2 separate regions of the Homo sapiens genome follow, and region 1 is linked to region 2. A link is a contact called in ENCODE Hi-C or POLR2A ChIA-PET data. All regions are on one chromosome and are shown on one strand. Each heading gives the region's core, a stretch centred on a gene start or an enhancer-like site at or near the end of the contact. The rest is flanking DNA. Distances are from core to core; before and after follow the strand shown. Region 1 overlaps SHROOM2 (shroom family member 2). Region 2 holds the start of SHROOM2 (shroom family member 2).

Region 1 (2,700 bases), core at 187-2,686, 80 kb after region 2:
GTCTCAAAAAATAAATAAATAAATAAAAATAAATAAATAAAAAATTAGCCAGGTGTGGTGACACATGCCTGTAGTCCCACCTTCTTGGGAGGCTGAGGCAGGAGGATCGCTTGAGCCTGGGAGTTCGAGGCTGCAGTGAGCTGTGATCGCACCACTGCACTCCAGCCTGTGCAACAGAGCGAGACCCAGTCTCAAAAACAAAAAGCAAACCTATGAGTATAAGTAATTTAAGCTGCTCAAGACATATTAAAGGCCTGACCATGACTGCAAATTGCCAGTCAGTATGCTTTGTGCTGTAGGATATGAAAACTGTCCACCCAGCCTAGCACCCAAGACAGTCAAAGCCTCTCATAAAATATATACCAAAAAACAACTAGCAAATGATTTCACCTCTTTTAAAAAAAGCATTTATGCTTAAAACATGGAATTAGGTGGGATTCTCTCCTTAAAAATGTTTACAGAACTACTAAAAAACTTGCATTTACAAAACAGTTGCTGAAAGTATTCCCCTGGCATATATGGGAAGGGAGACAGGGGCTGCTGAGCAGTGTATGATAGTAATCAGGTTTCTTTCCCTCCTGCTTCCTGGGAGCCTGGACTCTACTTGCATTTAGACTCCGCTTCCTGCAGGTCAATCTTCAGGTTCCTGCTGAGCCACTTCAGCCCATTTGCCCTTTGCTCCCCCTTTTCTCTTTTGTGCTTTTTTTCCCTAAGGATTTATCCTTTCCTGCTGCCTTTTTTTTTTTTTTTTTTTTTTTTGAGTTGGAGTCTCGCTGTGTTGCCCAGGCTGGAGTGCAGTGGCTCCATCTCGACTCACTGCAAGCTCTGCCTCCCAGGTTCACACTATTCTCCTGCCTCAGCCTCCCGAGTAGCTGGGACTACAGGTGCCCGCCACCACACCTGGATAATTTTTTGTATTTTTAGTAGAGACGGGGTTTCACCATGTTAGCCAGGATGGTCTCGATCTCCTGACCTCATGATTCGCCCACCTCACCCTCCCAAAGTGCTGAGATTACAAGCGTGAGCCACCGCGCCTGGCCTCCTGCTGCCTTTTTGGGCTTCATTTCCACTTCTGCAGAAGCAGGTTGAGCCGACAGCCTGGCGGACCTCTGGGCTGTGCCTTGGCCACCCCTGGGGCTGACCTGACCTTCCCCTTGGGCATCTTGGCGGTGCCTGGTGCCTGCTGCCCAAAAGCCTTATGAATCTGGATGCACCGCAACTCCCTTCCCTGCCCTGGCCTCTGGGACCACAGCAGGGGCCAGGAATTTTTTTTTTTTTTTTTTTTTTTTAAGTCTCAACACATTTGGGTGGGGATTTCCATCTTCTAGGGGCTTCCCTGTTATCGGAGCACAAGTCTGTCTCACAGAGAACCTTCAGTGTGGACAAGGTGTTCTCATTTATTTCCCAACGTGTCTCTTTCCTGGATGAGTCAGGTTTCCTTTCTGAAGACGCCGAGCTCAATAAATTAAGCAGACTGAGAGGTGACTTCAGTGCTTGTCCTCATCATGCAGATATTTTATCTCTGGAAAGCGAAGCATTGTTGAGGTGGTCAGAATTGATCAATTGCAGGTGTGACTCATAGCCCTTGAAATATGATATTGGACTTAAAAAAAAACTGCTTTCTCTCCTCTCATTTTGATTTCTGGTCACTGTGATTTTCCAAATCCCTCAAGCTGAAAACCCTGCGGCAGGTGACATGTCCAGATCTTCCTTCCCAGCCTCTGGAGTTGGTGCATTACTCCCGTGATTTTTCTCTGCCTCTTACCCCAGGAGTTCTGCAGAGATGTAGGGGTAGTGCCCATCAGGGTCGTTGTCCTTGTCGTTTTATTCTTATTGCCAAATAAATTCATTTGTGTGTGACTATAAGACGAGTCTTCCAGAAGCAGCTGCTGTAGTGATGAGTTCACTCCTCCACTGCCATGGCTGCCTTCGCTGGGCCCCCACTGCCTGCAGGACAGCGTCCAGATTCCCATTCCAGGGCGGGGTCCTCGTCTTCCCCCACTTCGGCCCTATCTTCAGACACTCCCCTGCACACACACTCATGCCTCAGGCCTCCTGCCTCCACGCCCTTCTTCACGGGGAAGCCTCTGCGGAAGGCCTTCCCAGCTTTTTCTAGTTGCCGTTTCTATTTGGAGGCCTTCTTATCTCCACCCGAGACAGAGGGTCACATCCCCCTCATGCTGCCACTGCAGGGACCCCATTCTTTTCAGCGTGAGCCTGCTCCCCCGCTGCACTCAGGATGCCCTTGCCCTTATGGGACTTCATTTGGATTGTCTCTTCAACGAAGTATCAACAACTTTGTTCCATAAAAGACTTTGATTAACTGTTTTTTTCCTGCTGTTCCTAGAGAAAACATTTCCATGAGAACAATGAGGCATTCTGCACGTTAGGAGACGTTGAACTCTAATCGGGGCCATAAGAGTGAGTTTCCACACAGAATATCAGTTAATAACTAAAACAACAGTATTTGCCCGGGTGTGTGGACTTGGTGCTTTGGGTCTGTGAGTGCCCATAGCATGGCACCTGGGCCGGCATCGTCATGGGTCGGGGATGATTGACTTCCTAGCTTTTTGTAGAGGGGCTTTTTGAGGTTAGAGCAAGTGAGAGCAAAGATTTTTCCTAAGTACTACAGGACAGAACTTCCTCATTTGTGGCTCTGGCACTCCACAGACATTAAGCGGCTGTCACTAATCGGTGCAG
Region 2 (2,700 bases), core at 126-2,625:
CGGCTGCATGAGACACCTCCACAGAATGCACCCCTCTCACTTGACCTCTGAAGAAACAGACCAGAGCTGAGATTTCTTGTCCCAGCTTGACAGTGGCAGAACCCAGACCCGGGGACCCTTGACTCTCTGTCCAGTGCTCTCCCGGCCTGTCCTGGATGCGTACTCCAGCATCGTCACCTCTGAAAAGGGCCTGGATGGAGCTGCTTAGAGAAAAGAGGTGTTCACCAGCCTTCAGCTACGTATAGAAACAGCAACGAAAACAGCTTTTTTGCAAAGCATGTAAATACCTATCCATGCAGGTACTTTAGACCAGAGTTTCATGGAAACTGAAACCGAGCAGGAAGAGGTGGCACACATGTTGTCCGCAAACTTTCACCAATCCCAGACCTCCACCTCCCCTTTTCGGGGATGTAAACCTGGGAAACTTGAAGACCTTGTGGTCCAATCCTAGGCGAGTGGGGACAGCATCTAGACGCAACGGCTTTCTGCGCGGTGGCTGTGGGAGGCCTCTGCGGGAAGGTGGGAAGGCCCTCGTGGAAACGGGGCACGGTCCTTCTGCGCCCGCCTTCCAAGCCCCTCCAGAGGCCGGACCCGCGCCCGGCTCAGGCTGCTGGGGGGCGCCCTTCCCGGCTCTCTAAGTCCAGAGTGTGAGTGCGCGCAGGGCCGCGCGGGACGGGCGGTCCCTCTGCCCCGGGGCAGCGGCCACAGCGCGGGCACCAGGGCCTCCCGCGGCGCTTCCGCTCTCACCTGCGCGGCAGCCCGCGGTGCGCGAGAACAAAGTGTGGGCGCCGGCGGGCCGCGCGCCCCGAGACGGAGGAGGCCGGAGACTCCCGCCACGCCACCCCGCGCCCATCTCACCTGCCGCCTCACCTGCCCGGTCCTGGCCTCCAACCGGCGGGCGGGGGCGCCCAGAGCTTCGAAGCACTGCAGAGCTCTGGCGCGGGAGGAAAGGCCCGACCTGGCGCCGGGGCCTCCGCCCCCGTCCTCGCCCGCGCTGGCTCCGCCAGCCCCGGGGCGCGCGCTCCTCGACCCCGACCCCGAACCCGCTGAACGGCGCGCGCGCCTGAGCGCCCCTCCCGGCCCGCTCCCCTCCACCGGGCGAGAGAACCGGGGCGCGCCCCTCTCCAGCTCTCCCCGGTACGAGCGGCCGCGTGGGCCCCTGAGCGCGCACCTGACCCCGTCCCTCACCCTTCGGGCCGCGGGCTGGACCTCTGGACGCGCTCCCCGTGACCGGCCCCGCGGTACGAGCTCCCGAACGCGCCCGCCCCGCCCCCCGTCGGCCCCGCCCCCTCCCCGCCAGCCCCGGCCCCGGCCCCGGCCCCGGCCCCGCCCCCTCCCCGCCAGCCCTCCGGGCTCCCTCCGCCGCCGGGCCGGCACTTTCTTTCCAAGTTACGGCGCAAGTTCTGCGGCGCTCGGAGCCTCCCTTGCGATCCCACGGCCGGGACTGCCCGGAGTGCATGGGCGCGGGCCAGGGACGCTGAGCGGTCGCGCCATGGAGGGCGCCGAGCCCCGCGCGCGGCCCGAGCGCCTGGCCGAGGCCGAGACGCGGGCGGCGGACGGCGGGCGCCTGGTGGAGGTGCAGCTGAGCGGCGGCGCCCCGTGGGGCTTCACCCTGAAGGGCGGCCGCGAGCACGGCGAGCCGCTGGTCATCACCAAGGTAAGGCGGCCGCGGGGCGCGGGCGCTGACAGCCGGGAGCTGGCCGCCCTGCGGGGCGCGTCGAGGTAGGGGCGCGGGAGGGGCGGTAGGCTCGCGCCCCCGGGTCTGGCGCGCGCGTCTGCTGGGGTCACCTGCCGGGCCTGGGCGCCGGGACCGGCGTGGGCGTGTGATCCTGGCGGTTCCCCGCGCCTCGCAGAGTTTAAATGGCTCCTGCCCGGAGTCCCTTTCCCCTCCCCCTCCCTCCTCCGGGCAGGGGCCTGGCCGGGTCCTCTGGCGCTCCCGGGCCCGCCAGTGGCGGCCTGCACCTGCGGGGCTGCCTGGAGGCCAGCGAAGGAACGTGTCCCCGAGCCGTCCCCACCTATGTTTGCCTCTCTGGGGTCCCTGGTTCGGCACCCCTTGGACCCGTGCCTGTGATCACTACGAAATCCAGAGTAGCAGCTGTCGCCAGCGCAACTTCTCGATTCCCTTCAGCCCATCAATGTTTACTGACTTTCGGCTTCCAGTCCCAGATCCACTGCGCACTGGATACCTGCGCAAACTTAGAGAAACCTGAAAGCCTGCTTCCTAAGAGCAGGACCCGAGTTCTAATAATAATAAAGAAATTCCAGATGTATCTCATCAGGAATGTTGTGTGTGTGTGTGTGGTTTGCTTTAGAACATTGAATTTTATTGTCTCAAAACAAAATCCATCTGGAAACTTACCAGTTGAACCTGTATGAACTTGTAAAAGCAAACACATAAACAACAGTCCAGTCACCCTGTGTTCTAGTTAAAAGTGTGTAGTGGTCATTTTCTCTGGGAAGGGTTGAGTCGGACCTTTCGTGTGGACGAAGTTCCTTTTAAAATGTAAAGATTCTTGGCGACTAGAAGCGTTTGAAGATAATTTACTGGTTTTCTCGGCTTTCCTGCCTCTCCACAGCAGGAAGAAATTAAGTGATTCCTAACCCGCCGCACTGGTAATCAGTTTGGGAAGTGGGATGGCTTTGTTGTTCAAATAGCAAATGAGACACCAGCGTCTTCCATTCTATATTTTCTGTCGCTTT

The links. Hi-C counts contacts between places; a loop is a spot of excess contacts on that map. ChIA-PET counts read pairs that join two places held with the same protein, here RNA polymerase II (POLR2A). Pooled maps may share reads with other maps.
Region 1: a loop to region 2 is called in a map of Calu3, with 4 times the contacts of the local background. The contact joins the enhancer-like site here to the promoter of SHROOM2 in region 2. A Hi-C loop is called at or near these places in 5 of 168 maps with a recorded cell type or tissue (Caco-2, Calu3, IMR-90 and 2 more) and 3 of 50 pooled maps. POLR2A ChIA-PET finds 5 or more read pairs at or near these places in 1 of 52 experiments (Caco-2).

What each region holds. Positions count from the first base shown.
Region 1 is chrX:9,864,820-9,867,519 of GRCh38, forward strand. All of the region lies in intron 1 of SHROOM2 (shroom family member 2), which reads left to right. It also overlaps the pseudogene HMGN1P33. Among named protein-coding and RNA genes, the nearest start is that of SHROOM2, 80 kb to the left of the region's middle. RefSeq lists enhancers at 603-1,569, 1,570-2,535. Within about 2 kb of position 1,437, at least 3 of the 41 ENCODE cell types and tissues checked have a DNase peak (open chromatin) inside an H3K27ac peak, as active enhancers do; they include endothelial cell of umbilical vein, where a contact is called at or near this core.
Region 2 is chrX:9,785,054-9,787,753 of GRCh38, forward strand. SHROOM2 (shroom family member 2) reads left to right here and starts at 1,376. Exons shown (of 10, transcript NM_001649.4): 1 at 1,376-1,657. The coding sequence starts at 1,493.